Regions from separate parts of the Mus musculus genome. Here regions 1, 2 and 4 are each linked to region 3. The links are chromatin loops, found by intact Hi-C in ENCODE. Cell type or tissue: heart. All regions are shown on one strand. Region 1 overlaps Cep85l (centrosomal protein 85-like). Region 2 overlaps Gm40650 (predicted gene, 40650). Region 3 holds the start of Gm46225 (a long non-coding RNA gene). Region 4 has its middle 21 kb from the start of Gm40650.

Region 1 (8,000 bases), 51 kb after region 3:
TAGCAAAAAGGTTAAAGAAAAATAAAGCCTGTTATTATGAGTGAAAATGATTGCCCTGTGATTAAGGTATCATTACAATTTATATTGTCTAATTATGCTACTACATTTTAAAGCAGAATATTTTGATTTGAGTTTTCATTTATTTATTTATTTAGTTTTTTTTTTTTTTTTTTTTTTGAGACAGGGTTTCTCTATGTAGTCCTGGCTGTCCAGGGACGTACTTTGTAGACCAGGCTGGCCTCGAACTCAGAAATCCACCTGCCTCTGCCTCCCGAGTGCTGGGATTAAAGGCGTGCGCCACCACGCCCGGCTGAGATTTTATTTTTAACTAAAAGCTTATGATTATTATTAGTTGGATCTAGGACAGATTTTTTTTTTGTACTTAATTCCTTTTTGTTATAGGAAGAATAGATCAGAAAAGATGCAGAGGATGGGGGAGATTCTATATAAGAGAAGATAGAACCAGTGTGCTCACAGATAAAAATAGCACAATTTTGAAACAGAAAGCTTAGATTTTTGTTAAAACATCAGAAATGGTATCTGAAATGTAATTCACTTATATTAATGGGTTATAGTGATGTCCTTAAATGGTCTTAGTGGCCATCACTGGCTCTTTTATGGTTTCCTGAGCATTGAGACCCTGTTCTCTAGTTTGTAAAAGCACTGCTTCCCAGATGCTTTCAGATTCCACTGATGGAATTTAGATGTGGGCTAGGTTACATTGCAACAACTTCCACTTGAGATTTGTGACTACAGTTAGGTCATTTAAAGCATATCAGGAATTACCTTGCATTTATCTTTAATTAGGTTTCCTGAGCAAATAATATTTTTAGAAGGTTAACACAGTTATCTAGATCAATCTTTTGCCTCAGAAGGAATAGTCAGCTCCCACCCCATATGCTATCAGATATTTGAGGTCTTGCTTATTCATGTGCTATATGTACATGTTGAGGATGTGTGCATGTGTAGAAATAGACCAGCTTCTGATTTTTAGTTTGACAGCAATGAATTCCAAGTGCTATAATAAGTTATTGTAAGTTTTAAGATAAAATACTTAAAACTGTGAATATTGGTTATGGTTGAACTTGGAATATGTAAGCTTGAAGACTTTAGAACTGGAGTCATACCCAGGGGAATAGTGTTCTCGTGAATTGAGCAGTAAAGTGCTTGTTTAAGTGCTGTTTCTGAGGCCCATTTTACGAGGACTGATCTTATTCTACTGTTGTAAGAATGTGTATTCCAGGTGACTTTTTTTGCATGCCAAGGCTTGAGACTTCCTAGTAAGGAACTTCTAGGAGTAGCTCCTGTCTTCGAGATCCTATTCTACAGACACAATCTGTTGATTGCATTCCGCCTTTAGTGAATTCAAGGGTAGTGGCAAGGAAGCAGCCCTGGCTTTCCCTAAGCATGTTATGAAACATAGAGTGCTGTACACCTGCTATGCTGAGAGGGGAGCAGGAGATGAGAAGTTCAGGGTCATTCTTGATGACATAGCTAGTTTAGTGCTTCCTGGGTTACACGAGGCACTTTCTCAAACAGAGAAGAGACATTAAAATTTAATCTGATGAAGTGACTTTTATCACCAATTGTTGATCTTTTATGCAATTGAGAAATACCAAGCTACCGAATGCAGACATTGCTAGTCCCCAAGGGGCAGCTAAGCCTGGTGATTAGGTTTCAGTGTCTTCAATATCATGGAAAGTAGACCGTCACCTGGTGTGGTATTCACACGTCTCTAACAGTGTTCTGCAGATATTTCAGTCTTTTGAGAGTCATAAAAACGCTTTGTAGAAATATGGCTCCCTGAAGAGAAATTAAGACCTCGTGGAAAGTAATGTGAAAGCCAGGTTTTCCTTGGCTGAGGGGATGGGGAGCAGGGTCATCCACTAGGTTTCAGACATGAAAAAGCATAAAAGATAATGAGAACAGATAACGATGACTCTGGAAGCCATTGGATAGTCTACAAAAATCTCAGTATCAGGGTTGGACTCAGGTGGTCTAGGAGGCCACTTAGGCCCCTGGTAGGATACAGTCATTTACTATTGGTAACTCCTCAGCACTGATGGAGCTGTGTTGCTAGAGACTTCATATATATTGGTCTCAGGATGCCAAGAAATCAAGCTGGAACTGGGATGGAAGCCTCCTTCCCACTCTTCAGCTCTAGTGTTAGGCAGGCTGCAGACCCAAGTGTTACAGGACTGACAGGCAAGGCAAAATGTGCCTCCTGGTGCAGTAGTGGCATGTCAGTAATAAGGGAGCATGTGCTCTCTGGTCAGTTTGTAGCCCTGCCCACTGGAAGGAATCCACACCTATTACTACCATCTTGGTCAAAATTCTTTGGCTGGGGAGGTCATGGGCCCTAGAGGGGAAGTTGCTGCTATTTTTCTGCTCAGTAGACATGATGTGTCCATCAATTTGTTTTCCAAAAAACTGTGTTTGTATCCATAGGTTAAGTGCTACTGTCAGCTTTGGTCAGAGAAGCCCCTGTTTTTACAGTAGGTAGCAATAACTGCAGAGACTTAGAACTGGTCAGAGTGCTGAGAATAAGGGACTACTAAATGCTCGGCTATAACAGAAATTCTCTATCACCCACTTCAAGGCTCAGGGAATATTGTAGAAGATGGGTGGAAAGGATGTAAGAGCCAGAGAAGGAATGGAATGGGTCAGAACAGTCTTCAGAATCTGACATCACCATTGCCCTCTTGATCTCATAGCTGTTGTGGTTCCTAGCACAAGATCTGCGCAAGATTGTACCTGCAGGATTCTGTCATGGGTGGGACTAGGAAAAGGAAGAAGGGCAGTGAACATCCCTGCCCAGCCCTCTAGGCAGCTAAAGGTAGCTAGGGGATTTGGGCTTATTAGACACCACTGTTCCCTGAGCTCAGATCACTGTCCAGTTAGGGGAGGGAAAGGCATTTTCTTCAGTGTGGTAGCAGTGTTGAGGAGTGTGTGTGCTCTGTAAATATCCCTCTCCCAGAACCTTACAGCAGCAACCCTAATGGACCTCACTTGCCCATCAAGAATAGACATAGGCAGGGCAGTAGAAGATGACTCTGGTGGGAACAGATAGGGAACAGAGAGAGAAACAGGGGCAGGGATAATGTTTGAAACTATGCTGCCTTGTTTCTGATAACTTTCAAGGCATAATAGTACTAGCAATTTCCTCATTTTGAGGAATCACATCAGAAATACACTGAGAAGCCACACTCGGATGTTTACTTTAGCATTTTGCATTTTATCTTATTTTAAACCTGCTGATTGAAACTGACTTGGCAATCCTTTCTCATTGCAGATCATTCAACTTCAAGTGGCACGTTATCTTTCAAGCCTAGTCGATCATTGGTCACTCTTCCCACTGCCCATGTGATGCCATCTAACTCCAGTGCTTCCGTTTCCAAACATAGGGAATCTCTAACACCAGATGGCTCTAAATGGAGTACTAGCCTCATGCAGACATTGGGAGACCACAGCAGAGGGGAGCGGGACTCCTCCCTAGACATGAAGGACTTCAGGCCCCTGAGGAAATGGTCATCTTTGTCCAAACTTACTGCCCCAGATACCCGCAACCACAGTGGCATTGCATACCCGCAAGAGCTGAGGAATAGCTTGGAGATGACAGGGAAGGGCAAGCCTTTTATGTCCCACTTACGGACCTTTGGGCCAAGTTGCTTACATGACAGTATGGAGCTGCTTAAGCTGGAAGACAAGGAAATAAATAAAAAGCGGTCATCAACTCTGGACTGCAAATATAAATTTGAGAGCTGCAACAAAGAAGATGTCAGAGTCTCTTCCTCTGCTCTCAGGAGACAGACTTTAGACATGACATACAGTGCCTTACCTGAGAGCAAGCCCATTGTGACAGGCTCAGAGACTTTTGAGTCTCCAAAGTATTTAATGCTGGGCCAGCAGGCAGTAGGTGGAGTTCCCATTCAACCTTCTGTGAGGACTCAGATGTGGCTGACAGAGCAGTTACGGACAAACCCATTGGAAGGCAGAACCACAGACGATTCTTACAGTTTAGCTCCTTGGCAACAGCCACAAACTGAAGAGTTTCAGCAAGGAAGTGAGACGCCAATGCAGGTAAGGCTGAAAACCTAGTGTTTGCTTCCCTCCAGTGGATGTTTTATGTATTGCAGCAAGTACACAAGTTAAAAAAACCGTTAAGTGCTATAAAATTGACACACTGTGTTTAGAAAAACTTACAAATCTTTTGAGATTAATTAATTTGATAGCCTTAAACATTGTACTTAACTTGGCCTTTACTTTCTCTCTTGTTAAGTAGGCATAGAAATTAAACACATTCAGTTGAAAGAAACGGAAAACAGACAGAAGCTGTCACGGTATCATAGGAAGGAAACTGATTGGAACAAACAGGCCGTGGACTTTGTTCTGATCATGTCACATTTAGAGCTTGGATATTTTTTTTCTTTTTCTTCATAAGTTAGTTTTTCATTTATTTTTTAATCTGCATTCAAAGTGTTTATTTCATTATAGGATTTTCATACAGTCGTCTTCTTGGTCCTCTGCTTGCCCTCAGCCTGGTTCCACCCTACTGCCCCTCCCTTTCCCACAAGAGCCCTTTGCTCTGTCCCCCTCCTTACACACCCTCTCTATACTCTGCCTCCCTCTTTATTCTTCTCTAGCTTAGCTCTTTCTAGTTTCACAAGTAGAACAAGAATTCACATGAACAAGATTTCAAATCTAGATTAACAATATGAGAGAAAACATGACGCATTTGCCTTCCCGGGTCTGGCATGCTTTGATTAATGTAGTGATTTCAAGTCCCATTTGGTTTTCTGCAGAAGTCACAATTTAATTTTCCTTTATGGCCAAATAAAGTTGCATCGTGTATATGTACCACATTTTCTTACATGCTTACAGGTGGATGGATCTCTAGGCTGGTTTTATTTCTAGTTGCTATGAATGTTAGTAAACATGGGACTGTACTCATTTCTATGACTTTTAGTAGACTCTTTGGGAATTTAGTCTGGTGAGAACTCAGGTGTCTTTTGACCTGGCACTTAATTTCTTTGGGCCTTCTATAAAATGAGAAGGTGGAACCCAGTTCCTTGTACTATTTTGATAATGCTTTCTTTGTATATGAGCATATAAATCAGCTGCAGTTTTCAAGAAATGAATGGAACACCAAGATTTATTGAATTAGTTTAAAGGAACTACTTTATGATAATAACCACATACAGAGAAACATGGTGTATTAATCCCTATAAGGTCTGTGGAATAACATGCTAATAGGGAAATTTCTTTGTAAGATATGCACTAAGGAGCAACCACTCAGGTGTGAATCTTTGTAGAACACAGTAGAGGGAGGGAGAAGACAGCTAATGGGAAGCTCCCCTATGACTTAGAGCAGTGATTCTCAGCCCGAGGGGCCCAACCACTCTGAGCGGTGGAACGGCTGATGGAGTCACCTAAGACTATTGGAAAACAGACACATTATGATTCATAAAAGGAGCAAAATTATATGGTTGGGGGTCACCACAACACAAGAGACTATTACAGGGTCACAGCATCAGGGAGGTTGAGAACCACTGTGCACCATCCTGTGTAATATTCTGAACCATTTTTCCTTTGTGGTTGAAGAAAAACGATTTGCCTTTGTTTGGTTCACGTTATAGTTCACCACAGTCTTGGCTCTTTTCTTTGCGTTTTGATACCTCACCCATAGTACCCCAAATTGTCTCTGTAGGGTTGTGATAGTCTCGGCCTTGTTCAGGAGGGACTGTTTCATTGAAATGTGCTCTTCTGTACTCCTTGTTTTCAAGGAGGGGTGTGAGAATGTAGACCTCCTCAACACATAAAATAACCATTAGCTTCTCGTAAGCCCACAGTGGGTCTGCCCCCTGGTGGTTAAGTAGGGAACTCTATTGCTAACTTTGCATTGTCTCATGTTCCCTGGACTGTAGTTGTTAAAAATGGAGATGAAATTTTGTATGTATATAAATCATAAAGTGGTTTGATCAGTTAAGGGATTGCTAACTCATGTTAGCAGAGACTTTCTGTTATTTAAATGAAGATTTTGATTAAATAACATAAAAGACTTCTTCGAAATGAATTGTGAATGAAAAAGTCTGGCTTGTAACTCGGATTTTCTTATGTTTTTTTAAAAAGAAAATTTTCTTAGTTTCATTATTTTTCATGCTGTTTTATCTTTAACTCTTTAGCTGAGACAATCTGTATACTGAGGAGGTGACTATGACACATGCAGTCACAGTTTGTGACATAGTGGGTAGCTTAAAGCATCTGCTAGTGGATACATGCTTTACGGATTGATTTGTCTATCTCTATTTCCATGTCTATATAATTTATCATGTCCTTTCAAGACATTAAAAATCTGGTATTAGTGTGTAACCAAGCCTTCTTATGTTACTGATTGCACTCCTACTTTGCCAGAAGACTCAAAATAATTGGAGGCTAAAAAATATTATTATGTGTAGGCCTATCCTCTTTTGTGTTTTTCTCTGGAAATCTTGATTTTTACTTTGTTTGGTAAAAGTTCCCCCACTCTGCCCTTTATAACACAAAACTCTTTGTAACAAGACAACATTTTATAGTCAATAGAATATAATTGTATAGTAATTTCACCAAAATCAAAACTCCATTTGAATATAGGTCATTCCAATTTCATTTTACAGATAAACAGTTACAGATAAACTACAAATAAACTACTAAAAATGTAAAAGGCAGCATTAAATGTTTAATGAGAAGAGCCTTATGAGCTGACAGTTTATACCTTGAAGTTGATGTGGTAGTGAGCAATATAACAAATGCCTGGTGCTTTTCAGCTTCAGCGTCACGTTTCTCTCAGCATGGCCAACTACACAACTTATGTATTTTTTACAGACCTCTTACCAGTGGTTCTCAACCTGTGGGTTGCAACCCCTCATGCAAACCTGTTTCCAAAATATTTACAATTCATAGTGGAGGTAAGGAGGCGAAATTACAGTTATGAAATAGCAACAAAAATGATTTTATTGTTGGGTATCACCACAACATGAGGAACTATATAAAAGGGCCACAGCGTCAGAAAGGGAACGTTAAATACCACTGAGTTAGAGATGATGTCATCCATGTTTTATAGTTTCTGTGATGGGCCCCTCCAGCCTTTATGAAGAGACCCCCTGTTACCATTGGACTCCTTTAGGGGCTACTCTTTAGATAATTTCTGAACCCGAACAGCTTCCTTTCTACCAGGGGTTCAAACAGTTTAAATCAGCAGCCTTCAGCTGCTCTGCTAAAGACCAAAGTGAATACTGATGTTTTATGTCTTTGTAGTAATGGTTATGGAAAATATATCTAATTACAATTCTCTTCCTTAATAATTGCTATGTTAGTAGCATGTTTTGAACTGGACTTAAAAATTGTGGGTTTGCAAAGTTAGGCATAAACTGTTTTGTACTTGATCCAGTTTAAGTCACTAAATTTTGGTGAATATATTTTCCAATCTATTTTTTGCTTCTATTTTAGTAGTTATTGAGAGATAGTAGAAACTTAGAAAGGGAAATTGAAACCATGGTCAGTAAGAATTATACACTAGCTCTCTAGTTCTACTTCTAAAGTTAGGGGACAACCACTTCCTCTCTGGGAGATCAGGAAAAGAAAGAGCTGTGTCTTACTACAGCTTGGTTATTACTGTTATCTTCATTATTTGAGAAACGCTATTAAACCAAGGAGATACATGAGAGCGACAAGCTTCAGGTGAGACTCTGGATCTTTAGTGATTATCACAGCCAACACAGCAAGATGTTCCTGCTTGTTGATCAAACCCTAGAGAGAGCAGATTTGTGGTTAATGTACATGTACATGTACACAGCCCTTGAGCAAAATTAGTGAATAATTTTATATGAGAATATGTTCTTACATTTCCCCCTTTAACTCTCATAAGCTTAAAAATACTAGTGTGTAGAAAAAGGGCACAACATTTTTTCAAGGTATTTGTTCTGACAGTAGTGACCAAGAGATTTGAATCGTCGTCATCATCA
Region 2 (8,000 bases), 110 kb before region 3:
GAAACTTTACTATTTTTCCTCCCTGAAATGATTCATGTTTTCACTTCTATGGGTAAGGCATTCTGGGAATACAATCTTGTGCTGTAAATGTGCCAACAGAGGTTGCCTTATGTGTTAACTAATGAAGAGGGGAAGATAAGTTTCAGTACATATTTTTTAGTCTTCTTTACAATCGACAACTAATTCACTGTTTGCTAAGAGCACGTTGGAAAAAAATCCAAACTTGGTTCTCAGTCTCAATGGCTTTTTAGCCCTACAGTTTCCTTACACCTCCAGACTGTCACCATATCAGGCAGTCCCTATATAGGAAATCCAGAAACCATTCTGGCTGATAGCTCAAGGCTGAAGTAAAGAGCCTGATGATACCATCTGGTTGCAAGACAGCTTTTAAGGACTGTCCGTCAAGAAAAGAGTGGAGAAAACAGAATTGGGTAGAGACAGAAAATGGGCTGTCAGAAGTGGGGGTAACAGCCTCAGCTGTCCCCAAGGGAACTCTGCATTGGAAGTAACTCATCAGCCCAACTCCACGCTGGGCTGAAATCACAGGTGTCTTTCACACCCGCTGAGAAGAGAGAAATTCAGGGCCATGGCTCCACAACTGAGAGTTCCCTACAGCAGTGGTCCTCAGTCTTCTTCATGCCACCACCCCCTAATACCATTCCTCATGTTTTGGTGACCCCCCAGCCATAAGATCATTTCTGTTGTTACGTAAAGCTGTAATTTTATCACTGTTACGAATCATAATGTAAACATCTGTGTTTTCTGATAGTCTTAGGTGACCCCTGTGAAAGGGTCATTCTACCCCACCATAGGAGTCTCCACTCACAGGGTGAGAACCACTGCTCTACAGGAAAGCCTGACCAAATCTTTAAAGAGGAACATGGCACATCCTCCCTCCCCCTCCCCTCCCCTCCCCTCCCCCTCCCCCTTTCCCTCTCCCTCCCCCTCTCTCCCTCTCCCTCCCCCTCTCTCCCTCTCCCTTCCCCTCCCCCTTTTCTTCTCTCCACTCTTTTCCCTCTCCCTCCTCTCCCTCGCCCTCTCTCTTCATACTTTCAAGAAAAACTGTGGTGTGATCCAATTACCTGTGCTCTTAAGACACTAGTTTTCCATACTTAGCAACTTAACTATGGATCACAACTGCTCTGTGTTGGGCTGGAGAGATGGCTTAGTTAAGAGGACTGACTGTTCTTCCAGAGATCCTGCAACCACAAGGTGGCTCACAACCATCTGTAATGGGATCTGATGCTCTCTTCTGGTGTGTCTGAAGACATCTACAGTGTAACCATATAAATAAAATAAACATATCTTTTTTTAAAAAAAGATAATCTATTGCATAGTTGTACAACATTTAATCAAGTTCTTCTTGATGGGCATCTGAGAACCTCCCTATATTTTCTTCTACAAATAACTCAGCCACAATCATCCTGATGAAACATCTTTGCATGCATATGTAATTATCATTACAGAATAGTCTCTAATATAAAATGGTTGGGCCGCAAGGTATGTGTACTTATGTAGTAATATGTAGGAAGTACACTGCTGGTTGCCTCCCCTAAAGCTGCATTGCTTTTCCTATCTCTGGAGGTGATCTACATTAACATTAATCTTCTTACATTTTGCTCTTACATTTTATGGGAAAAAAGAAAAACCTCATTGCTTTCTTTTTTCTCTTTTCATTCTCCCTTTCTTTTTCTTTTTTTCTTTTCTTTCTTTCTTTTTTTTTTTCTTTTGAGACAGGGTCTCTCTACATAGACGAGGCTGGCCTCAAACTCACAGAGATTCTCCCATCTCTGCCTCCAAGTGCTGGTATTAAAGGTGCATGTGACCATGGCCAGCTTCATTGCTTTCTCAATAATATGTAAGTAAGCATGTGGTTAGTAATCACATATATTAATTAGTAAGCACGATAAATTCATTTCATATATTGACAGGTTATACTTCTTCATTTATTTTCCCTTTTGTGAATCATCATTCTTTTGTAAGTGTCTGCTCCAATAAACACGGCAAATGTCTGAGTGTAAGATACAGTATTATGTCCCAAGATCCTTTGTGTCTAATTTTTCTCCCTCTGCCATGACTCAATCTCTGTCACTTCTACAGTTTCTGGTAAAATAGAGCTAGTAACTTTCTCTCTAAATCCACAAAGGCAATTTGTATGAGTTTTCTTCCAGTGCTGTTATACATTTTCAATGTCAAGTAGTAAATGTTGAAAAAGATTTTTTTCTCACCATGTCCATTCTCTGTATATGCTTATACATGTGCAGTTGTCATGTGGGTACATATGGGTGTACATGCATGTGGAGGGCAGAGGTTGGCTTTAAGTATCTCCTTTTATTGCTCCCCACTTTATTTTTTGAGACAGGGTCTTTTACTGAGCCTGGAAGGGCCCATTTATTGGCTGGACTACTGACTGGTTGACCAGTAAGCTACCTGGGATCTTCAAGTCTTCACTTTCAAAGGCAGAGCTATAGACACAGCACTCTGCACTGCCTTTCTCTGGGGATCCAAATTCAGGCCCTCATGCTTGTGCTGCAAGGACTTTACCAAGCAAGCCATAGCCATGGCCCCCAAGCCCCACTCCCCAACCCCAAGCCACTTTAAAATCCCATCTGATTCTCAAATACCACCGACTTCCTTGTTACAGAGAATAATAATGATGAAAACATGGCTTTTACCTTGTAGTGTGGTCACTTGGATGCAGCCACACATCTTGCTTGAAGTGGAAACTTAAGGGATCTTTGGAAAGCCAGTTGTGTTGGATGGTGTTTTGAAGTGGACACAGGTGGAAGGCTAAGGCAGACTTGTGAAGGAATGTTTCATTGAAGCAGACATAAGGGAAAGGATGTTCTGCTAAGGATGCTTCACTAACGACAAGCCTGCATCGGTCCACTTTACATTGTGCAGTTGAGCTCCATTTACTGGGACTCCATAGAGAGAACTTCTGGTGGTGCGCTGTAATTTCGTGCTGTTTCTTCAGACTCCAGGTGATTGGCAGAGTGATGTCAGCTGAGATGGATGCACACACCAAGGGAAGACACATGTTGAGGTAAGACCTGTGGAGGACACGTGATGTTTGGAGGGAATATAAATCGAACTCAAGGGACAGTGACGGAGGCTGAGCTAAGCTTGTGTGTAGAGCTAGTGGTGCAATGCTTGTCTTGGGTCTTGAGTCTTCGCTGATCTTTGATCTTTGCTTTGCTGAGAGAGGCACAGCTGAGAACTCCTGGTGTTCCTGCTGGTCCCTCTTGCTGACTTGTATCCAGGCTGAGGCTTGGATGTCTCTGCTAGGCAGTGCCACTGGTGCTGATTGTGTTTGCTATCTTGACTCTACTGAACTGAACTGCTGGTGTATGTATCCGTGAAGTGTTTGCCAGTGGATCAAGCTGCTGCTGCTGACCTGTGAACTGAACGGCCAGTTTCCAGACAACACAGATGGAAGTTGCTCCAAGGAACCATTTCTAAACAAGTCCACTTCCCCCACATCCTTTCTTTTCCGATACCTCTGGTGGGTGATGCGCTAGAAGGAAGGTTAAAGCTTTTAAGAATCTCACTACAGATAACGTTTAAAAACATTACAGTTATACTTTCTCCATCAGAAAAGTCCCCAGGTCTACAGCACTTCTTATGTGAATGAATAAAGGAAGTTAAAAATATAAGTGGTGAGTTGGGTGCTGCTGTTCTTCTAGTCTTCGATAAACAAAGGAACCACCAGGGACAATGTAAAGAGTAGAGCTCTAAACAACACCAGTTATAACATTTGTTTCTACTCAGTCTGTGCCCTAAGCCACAGTCCCTTTCCCTCCTACCCACAAGGCTCAGACTCTCTGGCTGTGGACCTACATAGATATCTGGGTTTTTTTGTGGTTGTGTGTGTGTGTGTGTGTGTGTGTGTGTGTGTGTGTATGGGGGTCAGAAGACAACTGTGTGGAGTCAGTGCTCTCCTTCCACTTTTATGTGAGTTCTGGTAATTGAACCTCGTTGCTAGGCTCATATGGCCGGTGTTTTTACCACTGAGCTGTCTCACCAGCCCCTGGTGGCATTTTTACAATGACACCATTGACATCAAATTTATATGCCATAGAACTCACCCATTTCAATGTCCAATGTGGTAATTTTTAGAAAAGTGCAGTCTGGTTTGGGATCATTTCTCTATGCTTCCTCTCCATTCCCTTCCCAATCCCAGGCACCCACTGATGTACATGCTGTCTCTGCAGAGTTGTCTTTTCTGAACATACCACTCCAATGGCCCACAATTTTCACAACACTCCTTATCTCCAGGGAGTTAATCCCAGACCCAGATTCCACAGCTCACTGAATACTGACCCACCAGACAGGCACAGAAGCTAGCAAATGACAGAGCTCCAATTGAGATCCAAGTCTCTCGCTCCCAAATTCCTCCCACTCCTTCCACTTTCCTGGCCTGGGCACATTTTCAATGTTGCATGGCATTTTTACTGATGGCCATTTAGAAGAAAGCCACAAAGATCATTTCGAGTGACCGTGGGTTTCCAGGGTGTTTGGTTTTGTTCTGCTTTCATCATCCACCAGAGGGAGCTGCAATGATCAATCTCTGAACCACTTGTAGTAGTGGAGCAGCCCAAGAAGGAGAATGAAGTCATTTATCTGCACCCTGGGAGTTTCCACAGTACTTTTCCTCTTGGACAATAGCAAATGGCAATGGAGAGTAAAAGCCAAAAACGGTTCCAGTGCACGTTACAAGTCTATGCTCAGGCTTCTCGGGCAGAGCGCTCTCTCCCCTTCTTCCCTCCCTTCCTTTCTTCATTTCTTCTTTCCTCCTTTTTTTGTTTTTGTTTTTAAATATAGTAAAAGGAGAACTTATTTAAGAAGCTTGAGGAGTTCTTCAGTTATGACAATTGGATATAGCAGATAGAAAGTAATCAAAATATTAAAGTGATTTGGATAATATTTTACATTTTAACATAAGAAAGTGGAAATAGAAATATGCCCCCCATACCCATACACACTGTGTGTATATGTGTATGTGTGTGCATATGTGTATATGTATGTGTGTGTATGTATGTGTGTGTATGTATGTGTGTGTATGTATGTGTGTATATGTGTGTGTGTATGTGTGTATGTATGTGTGTGTATATATCTGTGTGTTTGTATGTATATGTGTGTGTGTTTTCATGTGTGAGTCAGACATGCATGTGCCACAGAACAGTACAGAGGTAAGAGGACAACCTCAATGTAAGGCTTTTTTCATTTGCTTCTCGGGATGCTTCTGTCTCTCTCCCATCTTGCCATTGTAGCTCTGGGGTTACAGACTCCTGTCCCAGGTCTGGGGATTATGCAGATTCTCAGGCTTGAAACTCGGGGTCTCAAGCTTGCACAGCAAGAAATTTATGCCCTTGTTCCTTGTTTTCAAGTTCTTAGCCAAATTCAGTCTTTGCTTAGCTGTTCTTACCTGACTAACAGTGTTCAAGTTTGGATCTGGAATGTTCTCAAAGGTTCATGTGTGAAGGGTCTGGTCCCTGTCCTGGCACCAGTGAGAAATGGTAGAGACTGGACAGTGCTAGTCCCTTCCTCTCTCTTTTATTTCCTAGTGAAATTGGGCCCCAGACCTTAGTAGGCCCTGAAACCTTAGCACAACTGACTCCATGATAGAAATGCCATTCAGGTTATAAACACAGCATGTAGACAGCATCGCCTGCCAAAACTAAAACAAAGGACTATTCAAAGTCCATAGTTCCAACTAATCTTGTTCTTCAGCCTGTATAGTTCTACTTCTGGCTAACTGTTCTTGTTAACCAAAATATGTCAATCCAGAATATGGCTTTTGTGCTTAAAAGCTTACTCTGAGAAAGGCCCCATGATACCCCAAGATTCCTAAAACCCAGTGTCGTCACCGGCTGGCTAATAAAGACTTTCTATTGGTTTAAGCCCACATCCCAGCTGTGTTCTCTGGTGAACACCCCACAACACTAGTAGCCACAAAGCAAACAGCTTTTAGCTTGACTTTCCACTTGTCACGGGCTCCCAAATGGTAGGACCAATCACGTATGCACCTAAACCCCCTAACTGTGAAACAGATTAAACCTGTCCTCTTTTTCACTTGATTAAGCCTGGACTCCTGTTACAGTTACAGAAAACCCAATAACACATTCAGTACCGACAACTGAGACCATCTTTTAAGAAACAATTTAATTGTGATATACTTCCAGTGACCTGGACTAAAAGTGACTAATTTTTGTTGTCACTCTTGAGTCTAAGAGGGGCTTACCTTCATGGTCTCTTGGGTCTGGAGGGCATACATGTTGTTTGGTTTCTTCTAATTGAATGCCTCCTTCACCAACCTCCATTCAGGATACATCAGATAAATGAGTGGCTAGATAGATACATGAGGTTTGCTTAGCAGTCAGGATAGCAGCTCATGGGAATGATTTTAGGAGAATTGAATGATAAATTGTGCAAGCAGTGCACCCTGGAACCATACATATGTCCAGTGGTGCTGTATCTATTCATGAACTACATGGTTCCCAGAATCCTGGCTGTTGCATGTGAATCAGCACTTAGCCTGAGTCACAAGAGGAGCCTTAGAACTCGTTCTCTCTGCACCTGCTAGGTGTTGTACAGCATTCTGCATCTTGTTTCTTTTAATCTAGACAGTGGTACTACTAATCATATTGCCCCTCACCACCCCCTATCAAATAGAAGGAAAAGAATGATAGACATACATGAAGTATTGACACACTGTGCCCGAAAGACAAAGGGAGAAAGAGGCAAAGACCCAAAGACAGGGCAACAGAGAGTAGGAAGAGAACCAGGAGGGAGAGGAGAGAGTCTCTGTTGCATTGATGTAGTCTTGTGGTCTTCCCTGCCTTTGTTTGAAGGAGTGCAAGACCAGTTTACCCATTATTATTCTAGTCACCTCTAGGTTTCTTTTCCTGAGACAGTGACTTCTCGGGTTGCCTGGCAATTTGGAATGCTTATGCCATTTTCCTATGTTTGGTGAGAATGATAACTAGTCCTATATGTGTTGGCTGAGTGCGATGAAACCTCCATATAATGAGGGGCAAAGTGAGGAAGTTTGGAATCTTGTTGAACTCAGAAAAAGCTCAAGAAAAGATGGTAGGTATAGAGTCTGCTGAAGGGCAGGGGCAAAGGCAGGACCATGCTACCAACCATTCTCTTCATGATAATCAAAAATCTCAACTAGAAACATTAAAACTTTAATGACCATTCTCTAGTGGTCTGAATAAGTTCTCTCCACACAGCCACCACAAAGTTTTTTATATAGATACATGAGGTTTGCTTAGCAGTCAGGATAGCAGCTCATGGGAATGATTAATTTCCTAGTATGGCAGTGTTGGATAGATGAGCACAGTGAGGTGTTTTGAATCATAAACGGGCCTTAGCCCTCCTGGAAGAGATGACTAAGGTCTGGGATACTTTGCTATAGCCACTGTGAATGAACAGTAAGGAGAGTTGAAACTCCATAGCTAATTGGCTCTATGTTAAGATGGTTGAGGGACGTGTGATCACACAGGTATCATGTCCTTGGAAGACATAAACTAGACTTTAAGGGCCTTGAATTCTCTGGTTTGAATAGCCTCCTGCAAATCTTATTGCCTGGACCAAAGAACTAGGACCTAAGGTTTTATGTAAATATATGTATATATTGGGCAAGTCCAACAGGGCTTGTAGGTGCTATCATTTGCATAAACAGTGGGTGTGAGAACCTCCCTAGGAAGTTTATGAAAACTAGCTCCTCTCTTTGATCTTTCTGGGTCCAATTTTATTTTTTAATGCAATGAAGAAATTTCATTTTCTTTTTTCTTTTTTAAACAAAGCTTCTCCTTTTCTTTTGAATTCTTTTAAAGAGAACTCTTGTTGCTGAAACAAAAAATAGACCAATACACTACCATGAAAGGGCCATTATTCCACAACTGGAAACATCTAGACAATTACCCTTTGGATAAAATGTAGTCTTTGACAAGATCATAATTGGCTGCATCTAGGGATAAACACTGTAATGA
Region 3 (8,000 bases):
GGGAGAGGCAGGGTCATCATTGACTGTGAGGAGTTCTCATCTGCAGTCAACTCAGTTTCGGCAATGCTTGGCAGATGATGAAAACACATAAAATATCAAGAAGATGATCAATGAAGGCATGTGCTCAGTCGTCACATGGATGACAATGAGATTAGAGGCTCACTGCTTTGGTTTACAAAGGCCAGATATCTAAGCCACTTACTCTACCATTTTCCAACTCCCCGATGGACTGAGACAAGCAATGACCTTCAATACTGTGCATAGTTGCTTGTAGCTTCTGTCCTCAGTACCCAATGTACTCAGTACTCTGTTTAAAAGAAAAAGAACCTTATTTTTCCCTCCCCATCTACCCTTCTCCCCTTCATTCTAATTCTTTCTAGTTTCTCACCATGCTTGTCTCATTCAAGATTTCCCAGTTTCTTTTTAATCAGATGAGGAGTTTGGAGTTCAGAGAGATTAATTTGTCCTAATCCATATTCCTGACAAGGGAACCCATACTTCCTGGGGTGTGGCTTAATGTTCTCCTTCAAAAAAACACATAACAAAGAGACTTCACAATTTTCTTTCCTATAGAACCAAAGAGGCACCTGCGCAGGAATAGCACAACCCACAATCTACTGGGTCCTTCCCCATCAATCACTAAGAAAATGTAACAGAGACTTAACTGTAGCTAGATCTTCTGGAGGCATTCTCTATTGAGGTTTCTTGAGGAAACACCAGCCAGTACACTAGCTTTTGAAAAGAAGGAGCTCTTATCATTAGATATTGTATGAGTTGCTTTTCTCATTTTTGTGACAAAATAAAAAGTTGAAGGCAGGCAGGCAGGCAGGGAGGGAGGGAGGGAGGGAGGGTGGAAGGAAGGAAGGAAGAGTTCATTCTGGCTTACAGTTTGAAGGGATACAATCCATGAATGGGCAGGGAAGGTCTGGTGACAGTAGCATGACAACAAGTGGTCACAATGTGTCCCCAGAGAGAGGACAGGAAGTGTGGTCAGGCTACATCTCCAGACCTCCCCACCCCCAACCCCCTGCCACCATGACACACTTCCTCAAGCAAGACTCTACCTCCTAGAAGTTCCACAAGCTTCCAACACAATGCCATCACTTGGGGACCAAGTTTTCAAATATATGAGCCTCTGGGGAACATTTTCCAATCCAATCACAGCAGCTATAATGCAGATGAGGCAGGGAAGTCACTAAGTCTTTCGTTATGAGATGCTCCTAATATACATAAGTTCCTTGAGCATATTAAAATACCTTATTCATTTTTATCTTTCTCATTGCACCTATTGGATATCAGTAAATATTAAAAACAAAAACAAGTGCTCGATAGATGGTTCGGTGGTTAAGAGCACTGATTGTTCTTCCAGAGGTCCTGAGTTCAATTCCCAGAAACCACATGGTGAGTCACAACCATCTGTAATGAGATCTAATGTCTTCTTCTGGTGTGTCTGAAGATGGCTAGAGTATACTAACATTAAATAAGTAAATAAATCTTTAAAACAAAAACAAAAACAAAAACCCTTTACTTGAATAATTAAAAGAAAGGTATCTAATTTTGCTATCATCTATCTATCTATCTATCTATCTATCTATCTATCTATCTATCTATCTATCTACCTGTCTGTCCACCTGTCCATCCATCTATCTACCAAGACAGGATCTCACTACAAGGTCTGACTGCCCTCTACTTCCCAAATGCTGGGATTGAAAGGCATACATTAGCACTTCCAGATAATTTTTTTCCAAACAGTTTAAATACAGCTTTCATCTTTATTTTATCTTATTTTTTATTTTTTGGACTCATAATGGGCAGATCAGTTGTGAAATTGTACCTTTGTTTTCATTGTACTAATTAAAATTAAAATTTTTCTTTTTACCAAACAGAATTTTATGTGTTAAGTCTGTTGTTGAAAAGATTGAAGCAGTTACTTATATAATAATAATAATTAATAATAATAATAATGTTAGCTAAATATGGTGGTTCATTCCTGAAATCCCATCACTTGGAATGCTGAGGCAGGAGGATGAGGGTTGGCCCCAAGGTTGAGCTCAGTCTGGGCTCCGTAGTGGTTTCCAGGCCAGCCTGGACTGCAGGATGAGACCCTGCCTCAACACTCCTTACCCTGTCTTCAAAGACAACTGTAGTTAACAAAACACGAGAAAAACAAGAAATGACAAAATGAATATAGGAAAATGAACTAGGAGGGAAATTTGTAAATAAAATGCAAGCTGCAAGGTAACCTGATCGCATTTGCTTTTGGAGTACCGTGTATTTGGCTGAGTTTTCAGGGCCATTTTTAGAGCTTCACTCCAGTTCCAGACAGTGTCTGTCTAAAGGATGTGAACCACTCATTTACAAAGATACGCTCTCCACCCTGTAACTGAAAACAGTCAAAAATGTTCCTAATAGGCTGACAGGGAGATCTCACTGGAAAATACAAGGACAGCCATCTTTACGGCCAGCACAGCACAGATTCTTGAGTCGTCCCAGAGTGCATGCTACAGGCACAGGGCTCTCTCCACAGGAACACGGACTAAACTCGCTCCCGGTTGTACAGAATTCTCGGCGGGCACTAGCAACAGTCCCACTGATCGTGCTAAAAAAGAACATTCTCCTAACTGATTGGCTTATTTCCATAGACAACCTAAAACATTTAGATGGAGCAGCTCTAGAACTTTGAGAAATGTTGAGAGCAGCATGCATGGCTGTAGGATGAAATGCAGGGAAAAGGAGGAGTGCTGAACTCGTTGTGCTGTCAGGTCTCTGTTGCAACCGTGCCAAGTAACAACCACGCACCAATTTTAGAAGCCTAGCACAGCAAATATTTTTATCTCAAGGTTTTGGTCAGTTTTCTGTTTTCTCTCCCCATCCTTAAATCAGTGGCAAGGCAGTAGATTGCAAAGAGCAAAAGCAGTGAAAAACCACTTTTTAAAAAAAAGTCTCTTCTTCAGGGCATGGGAGCCTATAGCAGTAACTCCAGCACTCAGTAGGATGGAGCATTAAGATGGCTGTACTGGAAAGAGGCCAGCCTGGGGTACATACTAAGTTCCAGGGCAGCCTAGGCTGCAAAGAGAGCTCTTGCCTCAAGAAGTAAAGATAAACAACAACAGCCTCTGCTTGTATCACATCTAGCTTCAATTTGCTAAAGCAAGGTACTCAGTCAAGCCCCCCATGAGTAGGTGGGGAGGTATTCTGTGTACTTGGGTGGAAGGCACTGCCAAACCTTTGATGAATTCCTGACTACAGTAGGGAGAGTGGGGAACTGGGAAATAGCCAGTGACTGTATCCACAATTGCTACTCTCTCTCCCTAATCTTCTACTTAGTACAACTATGTGTGGCTCAGTGAGGAACAAGGCTGCATTCCAAGAATTTACCATTAGGCTCTTATATCCTCATGCGAACACTGTGGAGCATACAAGCTTATGCAAACCCAGAAGAGACAAACATATCACTCAAGGTGACCTCTTGAGGCAATGAAGGGACATGGTAAACAAGATATATGAGGCTGGTGCTGCTGCAATATAATTTAAGTGAATTTTTAACCTTTTTTTGAAATTAAAATATAATTATACAATTTCTTCCTTTCCTTTTTATCCTCCAACCCCTCCAACATACCCACCACTTTCCTGTCTCAATTACATGGCCTCTTTTCAGTAAACTTGAAAAAAATCTTTAAGATATATAAATATATATTATATATGTATTATATATATAATTATATGTAATATGTAATATATTTAATAGTATAGTATATAATATAGTATATGGTATGTAATATAATATAATATAGTATATAATTATATTATATATAATATGTATTATATAACATAATATAGTTACTATACTGTATATTACTATACATATGTATATATTGCTACTCATTGTTAAGTATTATGCATCACACATAACTGTTTAGGCTATGCATTTACAGTTATCACAGTATTGGTTTTGTTTACACCAGTATCACACAAACATTAGTGATATCATGGCTATGATATTGTGACAAACACAGCGTCACTGCTCATAAGAACTATTCCATCCATCTTACAGGATCACTGTTACATGTTTCAGCTACTTCATCTGCTGCAACACTGTTATAACACACATGACTGTATTTCATGTGTGTGATGTTGGATGTGTCAGGACGCTTAATGGTCCTCTGTGTAATCTTTTCATTTTTATGGATGAGAAAGTTGATATGGCCCAGTGAGATGAGGTGATTGGGCTGAGGTCACATCTGTGTACAGCTCTACTATGCTGAACCAAATGTAACTATGACATTCTTCCCTATAGTCTGCCTCCAAACCTCGACATGGATTTGTGAGTTTGGTTTCTGTGGTGAGTACAGTCTGCCTCTAGAAGTCAAAGCATGGGTCGGTTGCAGGTACAAAGCTTTTTAGCAATTCACCAACAGGAGACTTGAAATTCTGCTTTGGAAAAAAAATTTTTTTCATAGGGACTGCTGAGGTGGGGGAGGGATTTCTAACGAAACTGTTTACAGATTCTGGGTTATTACTTTTAAATAAGTAACATTTCCAGATGGAAACATTAGGTTTCTTTCCCAGATGCTTTCCATTGTCCCCAGGTTTCATCTAACAAAGCATCTAATATGAGGAAGGGCCAGTGGGCGGGGCGGGGGGGGGATGGGGGGGTAGGAGGACGGGCGTGGGGGGAGGGGCTGGGTACGTGCACCGGGAATGGAAGATTGCCAGAGATGGAAAGCAGATCTCAGGCAGGGCCTGTTGGAGTTGACTTGTGTTTTTGAAGTTCCTGCGATCACCAGCGGCTGTGTGTCTGGCTTACTCCTCAAAAGCAGATCTCAGTTGGTCAGAGAGCAAAGACGTGCTGTGCATGGTTTGTGGTGAGAGAAGGGAACAGCTGTCCCTTTGGGGCTGACAGGGAGGGTATCCTTACCTCTGTTCCTAGATGGTGTTGCTGAGAGCTTTTCTCTTTGCTGTTTACTGTTTCAATTCCCTGGGTCAGTCTGACCGGATATTATATTTTTAAGGGACACTTCGTAGCGGAGATTATCCGTTATTCATGGGCTGTGTAAATTTGAATGTCTCTTTAACGTTTCATGGTTTTAGTTCCAGTTTATTTACTTCTGCAAATCTGCTCCCCTGGCCAGAAACTTGACTCCTGAGGATGACATCATCTAGGAGGGATGCAGGACTGTGCAATAGCATCGGGGTAGTTTTTCTGGGAATCGATGATCTGACCACATATAATAAGCCAGATAATTAGTGTCCATCTAATATGCAAAACAAAAGGCATTGATTAAATATACAGTGTTAAACTAGAAAAACAGCAACGAAAAATATGTGTTAAAATAATTATTTCCTACCCTCATGTTACTGTGGTTTTTTTTATTTTAGCCTCAAACAGATGGTCCCCCAGTTTCCAACTGTGATCTAGTTTTTAACAACAAAAAATTCACAGATCTCTACATAATGGTACTTGTGGTAGGAGTTTACTGAGGAAATACATATGTTAAAACACATACTCATGATTCAGCAATGCTTATATAACCAGACTGTACGAACAACAGCAACAACAAAATACACTCATTTTAAGCCGGAGTATACATACAAGTGTAAGCCTCTGGATTCAGGGTACAGACAAGTGGGCTTGAGGGGACTGCGGGTCCTCTTATAATAATGTTAAAGCTCCCTAGAGGTCCCGAGCCTACAGATTGGCGTCTAAATTGTCTTTGAACCTATCAGTTTGTGGAGCTGTTCTATTTAGGGGCATTGTTATTCTCCTCTCCTGACAAGCATTATGTATTTCTTGCTAAGTGGCTCAGATAGGACATGAGATAATCAACAGTGCCCAGCTTCTTAAAGGGGAGAAGATTAAAGATTATTTACTTATTTATTTCTTACCTACCAACTCAGTATTATTGGAAATGTTTTGCCTTCTGGAAAAATTACTTGGGCTGAGGCTGGTAGAATACTTATCTAGACTTATTCAGCCATTCATTTTGAGGGTCAAATTAGAAAAGGCAGCATAATACAGGGTATTAAATGATACTAGTCAGCTACTGGTTTCACAGTATTTTCACATTTCCAGGTGACTGTCACATCTCCTCAGACTCATAGTGGGTGGTGGCAGGGTTAGAGAGGTAAGACTTACCTGTGCCCTGCATTTGTGTGAACTAACAGAGCTCTCTGGACCTTAGCCTTTTGTCAACATAGAAACAAAGTTGCAGAGGGGTTTGCGGTTTTGTAGTCCCGTTCTTTTTCTTTGTCTTAAATGAAATTGGATGGCAGAAGTCCAATAAATAAATGACGTAACCCCAAAACATAGCTTCCATATGTGGCTAAAGGTGTTCACTGCAAAAAATAAAATAAACTAAAATAAATATAACTCAGCAACAACAAAAAATGTTGAGTGGGGGCACAAATAATGTCCTAGGATTGCTTACAAGCTATGGGCTAGGTTCATGATAAATACTCAGCTCTACATAAATAAATGTTCAGCTATTTTCAGTTAAGAATATTCCTATCTAAATATCTTTCCCTGAAGGCAATGCCCACTTCGAAAGTCAAACTGAGGTCAGAATTATGAAAGGAAGAATCATAGCAGGCTTTATATTGTCAATGAATCATGCCATCAAACAATGGTAACTCAACTCAATACTCTTCTTCATGCTTATAATACTTTCTTCAAAAAAAGGACCAGAGTTGGGCATGATGGCATGCACGAGTGATACTGGGAAAACTTAGGATTCCCTTTTTGGGAATATTGTTACTGTTGTTTTCAATAAAATTATTAAAAACATAGACACAGAAGAATGCTGAGGGACAATTTTACTAGTGTGTGAGAGACAAACAAGACGGGCAGGCTGTAAGCTTTGGCATCTGCCGGGAGGAGGGGAATGGTCAAGAAAGAGGAATACCCCATGCTTAGGGGACGGGGGATGGGGTTAGATAGGAAAGATAGGAAGTATAATATAAGAAAAATAACATTTTTTTTTTCTGAGTTAGAAAAGCAGACATCAGCTTAGACAAAGAAGATACGATTCAAAGTGCTTCCAAGATAGAAGTTCTGTAGGCTACTCATCTGGTGGAGAGGCTTATGGGAAAAGGTACATTATCTTATTGAGGAAATAATTAGTCCTCCCTTTGTCTTCAAAGTGCATCAGATGCACCTCTGTCTTCAGGTGCATCAGATTTTCTGGGGATGGAGTTCTGACTACATGATTGACAGGATGGGTTGACTTTAAATGGAGGAGACAGTAAGAGGGCTTCCTGTTTAGTATTTAGTGTTTTAACTTAAAACATATCCAAGGCCAGAGGTTGATTTTTTTTTCCATGAGGAAGTAGTTTTCTCTTAATGGCCCCAACAAAATCAGATACCCTTTCCTTTTCATTTGGTATTTTAAATCTTAAAAAGGGGCCTTACTCTTTTAGTGTTACCATAGGAACCAGGAGATGTGGTCCAAAGTCAACCAGGATGGAAGTATTACATCCTCAATGGTTTTGCCAGTACTTGGCAGGCCAAGTCAGAATTCTACAACAACCAGAACAGCACATGTTTCATAAGTTCCCCCATCGGCCTCTGGTGCAGTGTTAGACCCTGCCACAAACAAACAATGCTGGACTAAGTAATTTAGAATCTCAGACTAGAGTTGAAAGAAGCAGTCCACGTAATCTTCACTTGATGTCTGTTATGTCTTCGTAGAGAGTTCCACCCACCTCTGATGAGTAAGAGGAGAGTCAGGGACTCTCAGGTGGGCCTGTTTTCAGTCAGCAGATGCTCAAGTGGTCTTTCAGAACCGTAGCCAGGCAGCCATTCACCCAGGTTTAGCTTACCTGATCCTTGTAGCATAATTTTGCTAGTGTTGGAGATATAACTGTTTTCTCAAATGAGTAACTCAATGCCTTTTCCCCGTGCAGTGATGTAAAACGTGACTCAATTTTTTCAAATATTACCTCATGAATAGCTATCTGCTGAGTCTGACTGCACATGCTCTAGGCTGCCCAGCCCCCCCCCC
Region 4 (8,000 bases), 68 kb before region 3:
AGGCATGGATATAGTTTTCCTTTCTACTCCAAATATCAGGGCAGGAATCAGGTGTTTGGAGAAGGAAGCAACTGGTCGATTCTTAGAGATAGAGCCATATCCTCCTTTGGAAAGAGTTTTGGTAAACATGTGTTTCAAGTTAGGACACTTTGTTACAGCAAAGTTATATTTCTAGTCAAAATATTTAAGGCAAGCTTCAAGTCTTCCTGTCTTGTGGTGTCCTGTGATTGACGGCCACAGCAACATTGGCAGCCATTAAAGGCAAGAGCTGGAGTTTTAGCAGATGAGTCCTTTGTGGGAATAGCACCTGATTGTAAAATTCTTTCCTCCAGCACACGCTTCTTAAAGAAAATGGAAGAACCAGGTTCTTGCTTAACATCCCATTTATTCTAAAGGGGACATGTTCATAACTTGAGTCTTTGCAAGTCAGGCCTCTATATGAGTATGCAGAATAGTTATAATATATTCATAAAATAAAATGTTGTATTTAGAATATCAATAAAAAACACAAAAGACTTTATACTAGGTAAAATGACTAGTCTGAGTCATGGAAGCACACCCTGCCTGACAATCTCTACCTTCCAGTGTCTTTGAGACTCTGGGTTGGAGAAAACAAAAGAATAACACACAAGATTATTAATAATGGAAATGCAAATTAGCCATGTCCAGTCTAATGCAATTGCTCACTGCTCCGTTGCTCTCGATTTGCTTGAAGCAGTTGTGCAAACTGACTGAGAGCCAGGCAGACCAGGGAGTTGCAGAAGAAACAGTGGGCTTAGGTGGGGTTGGGTAAGAAAAGGGAAGTTTCCAGTTAGTAGGTGAGCATCTGGTAAGCTTCGGAGGAAGTAGGAATTGTCCTTCCTCACCATGAGGAAGGGTGCTGGAGTTTCTAACTAAGACTGCAAGGTCTTCAAGAGGCAAATAGAGACTGGCATAGTGGAACCCTCCTGAAATCCAGCTATCCCAGATGCTGAAGGGGAGGAGGAGTCAAAGTCAAACCACACAGAGTAGGAAACTGAATGAATTACGAGTTTTTGCACAACTCCTGAATGCTTGCTTAGAAGGCTAAGTGATGGTGAACCAGAAAGCAGATCCTGCATTACTGCATGCAGAAGTGCATGGTATCTTGTCTGGAGACTTGTCCATGGTTACCACTAGTGTGAGTGACCAAGACCAAGTCTTCATTCATAAAGCACCAGTGCTGGGCTATGATTCACTGAAGCCCCTCTGCTAAGAGACCACACACACACATTGCACACACCCCTGCACACATCCCTGCACACACACACACACACACACACACACACACACACACACACACACACCCTCAGCCTCTGCACATTTCAGCCAGGGCAGCCAAGAAGCACATTCTGTCTGCCAAGCACAGCAGCAGCTGGAGCAACAGCTGACCTCTTAAGCTGGAGCTGGACTTGTGGGGCTCGGTGTGTCATCTGCCTGTGTTTTAAGGAAGCACACAACTATGGGACAGAGAAAAGTGTGAACACACAGGCAGGGGACAGATTTCTGGGCAAAATGGCACAGTAGTCTCCAGGACAGAGGAAACAGTCACTGTTTCCCTGCCAGGAATGTTTTGTTTGCTCATCTCAATCAAAAATATCTGCCAAACTGATTCAGTTTTCATTTTCCCCTCTGATTTACAGTACAGCAAAAATCTAACATATGGCAGTCTATGATCTAATAGGCTGTCTGTCTGTCTACACATGCATGCATACATGCACACACACTTTGTCCACTCAGTCACATCCTCTCTCTTCATGGTCTTCTCTCTGTAGATAGATAAAGGCAGCAAACTCTAACTGGCCAGCTAGCTCTCTATCCTAGCATCCCGCAACCTAAGCTGTCCTATTACATACATGTACTACCTCTGCTAGACTTATTCCCCAGGCTAGCTCTTTCTCAGTCACTGTGAGTATGAATACAACTAACTGTAAAGGCCTCGGATCTACAGAGATATCCTGGGCTTTTTAGCCTTCACAGATACTTTTCTTGTCTTGATCATGTATTTGTCCACTGCTGCGGTTAACCTTTCAGCTGCTGGCTACATCCCTATGGGGCTGGTGCCTGGATCCCAGCTCACCATAAGGAAGAGAGAGACATGGAGCTCAGATCAGACCGTCTTACCCTATGTGCCGCACTTGCTTGGGGTCATTTGTGTTTCCCCTTTCTAGAGTTTCAACTAGAAAATTTAGCATGAGCTCCTACTCATCCAGCTTCTCTTCACCTATCCACACACATGGCTCTGTATGTTCATTCCTCCCTGTCCATGGTCTATCTGGTCAGACTTCCCCATCTGCTTGGGCGACACTATGCTGCCCACTATGGGAATGCTCTTCTCTTTATCTGCATGGTTAGTTCCCTCTTGACTCTTCTGCGCTAACTCTCTGCTACTCTGGCAATGTGTGTGTGCTTGTGCATGCTTGTGTTCCTGCATGTGTGTGTGTGTGTGTGTGTGTGTGTGTGTGTGTGTGTGTGTGTGTGCATGTGTGCGTGTCTTCTTATTCTTCATGCTAGAACTGCTGCTATTGGATTCAAATGAGTCTTCTCATATCTGCCTTCTCAATGGGGCTACAGAGCTCCATGAGACCAGAACAACATCTTTGTCTGATTTGTGTTTCCAATGTTAGCCATTTCCCAAGGTAAAAAGTCAACCCTTTTTGGCATTTGTTCTGATGAGAAGTAAGGATATATTCAGTTTGCTGCCCCAACTTTCGGCTTTGTTTTTCTTTCTTTGACTACATAGGTAGTGGCTGGAGCTTCTATTTCCACTCAGTGTCTGGTTTCCATGTATATCCTGTTCCTTTTATCTAGAACATCAAGTCCGGCCACCCTATCTTCTAACTTTGGAAGGAACTCCACCCTTGGAGCGAGCCAGTCTTAACTGTTAATAGAACGACCTGAAACTGAAGCAGCTTTAGAACCAAAGTGCATTCATTAACAGCTCACAGGTGTGTTTCTATGGTCATCCATTTAACCTTCAGTCCCTGGAAGGAAGGTACTGGGGTGACCATCTGAGACCCTGTGTTCAGTGTGTGTCACAGCCTAGCTAAGGAGGCCACTGTAGAAAGGAATCTTCTTAAGAAAATAGCTGAGCTAGCCTGAAGGTTAAGGAGATGTTCTCACACAGGATAGATGGAGAAACTGCCAGAGTAGCAGAGAGTTAGCACAGAAGACTCAAGAGGAAATTAACCATGCAGATAAAGAGATGAGCATTCCCATAGCTACAGTGAGCTGACCTGGGAAGGAAGTGGTATTTAAAACCAGAGTCACATGATGGTGGGGTAGATGATACAGTAAGGGGCTCTACAGTAGTTGATGAGTCAGAGACCCAAGGATTTGCAATCAATCACATGGGTTACAGGGTCTCTATTGGGGCTCCATGCTCACACGTACTGTGTGACCCAGATCTTTGCCTCCCTGGGAAGGCTGTTTGGAAAACATTTGCTTTTTGAGCCTGTCCATGAGACAGCTGCTTTTCATGGCACTCACATTCCTCATAGGGCCGCCTGCTGGACTGCCATTTGTCACTGTCTAGCACCTCTGGACCACTGAGCTACTCAACATGACACTGGCATCTATGCATCAACATTATCAGAGCAGTGAGTGTGAGGCTACCCATGTGTTTCTTCCCTGGGCACTGTTACACAGGTCATAAAGACAAGTCCAACTGTGTATGACTTGAGAAGATGGAAGAGGCTCAAGCTATAGGAAGAGATCAATCTAGATTTAAATTGGGGTTCAAATCCCCCTATCTACAGTTCTTTTGTTATCTTTAGCCTTCTTTTCTGTATTTTTGAGAAAAGCTCTTACTCTATATATCCTTGTCTTGCTTGGTACTTACTGTGCTGTCAATGCTGGCCTAGAACTCTTAGCAATCCTCCTGCATCAGTCTCCCTCCAGAGTGCTGGGTTTACAGGACTATACCACATGCCTGGCTGATCTGCAATTCTTAGAGCCCCTCCCCACTATCTGCACACTGGTTAAAAGGTTTGCACCCTCCCACCCATGCATGGTCTGATAGGACCCTGTGTGGTATTGTGTTCTGAAGCAGTCTCATGCTGTAGGAGAATGTCAGAGCTGAGGTTAGTGCAATCTGCAAACCCTTCCTCTGAACCAGGAGCAGGGATGGAAGTAAACACAGCCTGACTTGGCAATGAGACTATGTATGAAGTCACTACTGTGGTAACCACAAAACAGTTTTCTAGAAACAATGGACTCAGAAAGCTCACTGCCAAGAAAAGTTAAAGGGCAAATGTGTTTCCCACCCTCTACCCTCAACCCTCCCAACCCCGCCTGATGAAGAAGGGCCTTTCAGCTCAGAACTTTCTCTGGGCTCACTAGGTGCTCATGCTTTCAGTAGACTCCTGTTGCAAAAGCAAAGGGTCTTCCTCTGTAGCAACACTTCACAGGGAAGACTGAAGACAAAACATTAGTTTAGGGCATACAGGTGTGGGCCTTGAATGACAAACTCACAAGTCTAAACTTTAATAAGTAGAATTAAAAGCTTTCAGGCAAAACCTGCAGATGCAGCCGATTCTTGCAGTTTGCAGTAATGTTCTCTGAGATTCTGAATCAGCAAATACTGAGTGCTTTCTGTTGTGTGAGGCTGCTGCCGTTTGCATCTGATCACAGTTTCCACTGAGCCTGACTTGGTGCATCACCCGTGTTTCTGCTCAACGATACTTGTCTGGTGTGTACTGTAGTTATTAACATTGAATCTATTACACCCATATTCTCACCATAAGGCACAGCCCAGCCTTCTTGTACGGAAGCACGGTGCTGTGTCAATCACAGTTTGTTTATTATAGCTCTGTGATTCTAATTCTGGGAATTTACACAAAGAAATTAACCTGTAATGTAGGAAAAGTATACAGATGTGCTTGCTTGGCACAGCAGTGTTTATAGTAGAAAGATGTCCAGAAATAGCTTAAATATTTAACAAAAGGGTTATGGTTAAGGAAATGATTTATATGTGTACATTCATGAATACACAGAGATCAGTAACACATGGTACAGCCGTTTAGAATGATTATTAAGAATTCTATACAGCTACACAAGAAAGCTGTCAGAGACTCACAGAATGTAAAAAGGAGAATAATATCTATTAGTGTTAATAGGAACCTACACAAATGTAAAACTAACACTCAATAGGATTGGATGAACCTGTCAAGACAGTGGATCGTTCCCATTTTTAAATAAAACTGTTAATGTTTAATTTGATAACACAATTATGATTTAGTTAAAAGAGAAAAGAAAAGTGTTTATAAATCTTAGGTGGTAGCTGGTAGCTAGAAGGAGAAGGTAATAATAAAAAAAAAGAGGCAGAGTAACCCATTACAGCCTCTTCTTCTCTTTAAAAGCATTTTCTGCCAGGGCTGATGGACCTCATGTGCTGAGCACACACTTGTTCTTCATGGACCTATGGTCCATTCTCTCACAGAACTCTGAATGCCTCTCGTGTGAGTGTTGCCTCTCTGTTCTCAGGTGGGGACATGGCTGTATAGTTGACCACAGTTGGGACATAGACACAGCAGGAACACAGAGACTTGCTTTTCGCATCCAGTTTTCGGATTTTCAAAGCATTTGACCACATATTTGTTCAGTGTTTTTCCTGTGGATCAAAGGTATCCCTTTCATGGAAACTGATCACACAAATGATTCTATGATTTCTTTCCCACACACTCAGTACTCACCACATGATCAGTAAAAAGTGTCCTTTCACTTAAATTGCTTACATTCCTATCTTTAAAAGGCATACACATTCGTAACAAAGGGGTTTCTAACCATGCTAGCTCAGATCATTCAAAAGTCACTGGAAGCGAACTCTATGGATTTTTTTCTTTGAAGAGAAAGATGAAGGGAGGAGGAAAAAAAGGAAGAAAGGGAGGAAGGAAGGAGAAAAGGAAGCTTACCAATCTTGTTTTCTTCAAAAGAAATACAAGGAAAGAAAAGGAAGAAAGGAAGAAAGAAAGAAAGAAAGAAAGAAAGAAAGAAAGAAAGAAAGAGAGAAAGAGAGAAAGAAAGAGAAAGGAAGAAAGGAAGAGGGAGGGAGGGAGAGGAGAGGAGAGAGGAGAAGAGAGGAGAGGAAGGGAGGGAGGGGAGGGGAGGGGAGAGAGAGAGAGAGAGAGCGAGCGAGCAAAAAGCAACCTCACTTGGAAGGCAAGATAACAAACTAGAGTTGGTACTGCTTAACTGGACTGGAAATACAAATGCATATTTAAGGCTTGACTTGAAGTTAGCCAGCCCTACTTCTGTCTGCCTGCAGCTGATGTTAGGTCAAGAGGCTGCCATATCCAATTGCAGAAGGACAGTAGTCCTGCTTCTGGTCAGTTTCCTGAGTGAGAATCCATGTTGTTTCACCCCCTCCTCCAACATGTGTTTGTTCACTCAAGGGATGAAACAGATTTCCTTCCAGATTGCTTTCCATCTGGCTGATGTATAATCACAAACAAGCTGCATTACAAGCATTTTTTTCAAAGCAGCAACTCTCATTTTCTATTCTACTTTATGTAGGTGAGCCTTTGAATGAAATTACTTTGAGACAATTTCTGAATGAGATTGTCATTGGTGTGCATTGCCTGCTGCAGTATCTTCTGTAGTATCTTCAGCTATATTTGCACATGTCTGTGGATATGTCATTATGTCATTGGTCTGTATATATGTAACATGCATGCATCTCTAGCTTTTCTCCTTGCTTGGCTCTTCTGAGACCTATGGTTATCTCCATACTTCTTTGTTTTTTCGAAACAGGGTTTCACTGTGTAGCTCTAGCTGTCCTGAAACTCTGTGACTAGACCAGGCTGGCCTCGAACTCAGAGATCTGCCTGCTTCTACCTCGTGAGTGCTGGGGTTGCAGGCCTGTCCCATCATGTCCAGTCCAGACGTCCTTTTATGCTAACCTGATTTTAGAGCTTGAACCATAACAATTGACGTGTGGGAAGAGGCTGACGTCATGGGAAGCTGGGATTTGTTTTGAGGACAATCAGGAAGGAAACAGTGTCCTGGAAAACCTGATGAGTACGGGTCAATGAACTTGCATGGAGCACAAACCAGGGTGTTGGTCTTGCAGAAGCCCAGAAGGAAAGTACCCTTCCCAATTTCCCTGCCCTCAAAGTGGTGAGCTGACAGGAGAGGGGCATGTGCAGAGAAAACTTGGGGACTGAACCAGCCACCCAAATGTCTCTCTCTTTTTTTTTTTTTTTTTTTTTTTGCGGCTGGCTGTTGGTGATAATATGTTTCCCATAAATTCTTTAAAGCCAGTTCCATTTTTATTAAAGTACTGGTGAAACAAAGGAAGAGACAGAGGAGCTGGTGAAGGAGTGTTGGTCTGCCGAGCTCTTTACTTAACTCTCATTGTTTTCCAGGCTAGGGCTGTCCTGTGTCTGTCTAGTAGCAGCCCAAGTGAGGAAACCTGCACAAACGTCTGCCCATCAGTACTGACAGGATGCTATCTGGTCTCTGCACCCCCAACTGCTCATTAGGCATCTCAGGAGTAGCTATCTGCTCCCAGAATCTCAGACATGTCTGCTGCCTGGGAACTTTTGCACACCAAGCCTCATGAATAAAGTCAAATTGGAGGTTGGGGTGAGGGAGGGGCTCTGTAAGTAGCCATCTAAAGCTGGAGAGGCCACTGCGGGTTCTGGGTTCTCCTTAGTCACTAAGACACTAAGGAGGGAGGAGCAGGTGGAAAGGGCAAAGGAGTTGAAGGAGGAAGGGGGAAAAAAGGCTTTTCCCATTCCCTTACAGAACAGCCCGAGGGAAATATATGACCGCCCTCAGCCTTATTTTGACCTCAGATGCTATTTTCGTAGTAACTATGATTAGAAAATACTTATTTTTAAAAGGTTGCTTCGTAATAGCAGGAAGCTGTTCTTCAGTTTTGACCCCAAGGTTCATGGTCCTTTTTTTCCTGCTTCAGAACCTGGCTCCACCATATTCTAATGATGTGCGTATCCGTACAGGCGAGGATGCACACGAGGCTC

The links. Hi-C counts contacts between places; a loop is a spot of excess contacts. Peaks named below come from ENCODE experiments on the same cell type or tissue, not always from the same donor. Only the 100,000 strongest peaks of a DNase experiment are listed, where the experiment ranks them.
Region 1: it touches region 3 in a loop (7-fold over the local background); 2 of 42 quality-filtered maps call a loop at or near these places.
Region 2: a loop joins it to region 3, with 5 times the contacts of the local background. A loop is called at or near these places in 3 of 42 quality-filtered maps.
Region 4: it touches region 3 in a loop (8-fold over the local background); 3 of 42 quality-filtered maps call a loop at or near these places.

Annotation. Positions count from the first base shown.
Region 1 is chr10:53,344,552-53,352,551 of GRCm38, reverse strand. It overlaps Cep85l (centrosomal protein 85-like), which reads left to right. Exons shown (of 13, transcript NM_001204983.2): 3 at 3,293-4,080. It overlaps Pln (phospholamban), which reads right to left. Exons shown (of 2, transcript NM_023129.5): 2 at 6,553-8,000. Among named protein-coding and RNA genes, the nearest start is that of Pln, 11 kb to the right of the region's middle. In heart, CTCF peaks have their summits at 4,119 (motif pointing left) and 5,867 (motif pointing left); a DNase peak (open chromatin) is centred at 3,971.
Region 2 is chr10:53,505,900-53,513,899 of GRCm38, reverse strand. It overlaps Gm40650 (predicted gene, 40650), which reads right to left. Exons shown (of 4, transcript NR_169148.1): 2 at 2,676-3,517; 3 at 1,083-1,271. Gm20597 (predicted gene, 20597) reads left to right here. Exons shown (of 4, transcript NR_037973.2): 3 at 2,978-3,046. Among named protein-coding and RNA genes, the nearest start is that of Gm20597, 9.1 kb to the left of the region's middle. In heart, CTCF peaks have their summits at 1,215, 4,331 and 4,540 (motif pointing right); a DNase peak (open chromatin) is centred at 4,569.
Region 3 is chr10:53,395,479-53,403,478 of GRCm38, reverse strand. It overlaps Gm46225 (a long non-coding RNA gene), which reads left to right and starts at 4,731. Exons shown (of 3, transcript XR_001779770.2): 1 at 4,731-4,865. In heart, no CTCF peak of the experiment used is centred here; a DNase peak (open chromatin) is centred at 4,748; H3K4me3 peaks cover 537 bases; H3K27ac peaks cover 918 bases.
Region 4 is chr10:53,463,188-53,471,187 of GRCm38, reverse strand. No RefSeq gene overlaps it. Among named protein-coding and RNA genes, the nearest start is that of Gm40650, 21 kb to the left of the region's middle. In heart, no CTCF peak of the experiment used is centred here; DNase peaks (open chromatin) are centred at 1,377, 4,167, 6,967, 7,517 and 2 weaker places; H3K4me3 peaks cover 40 bases.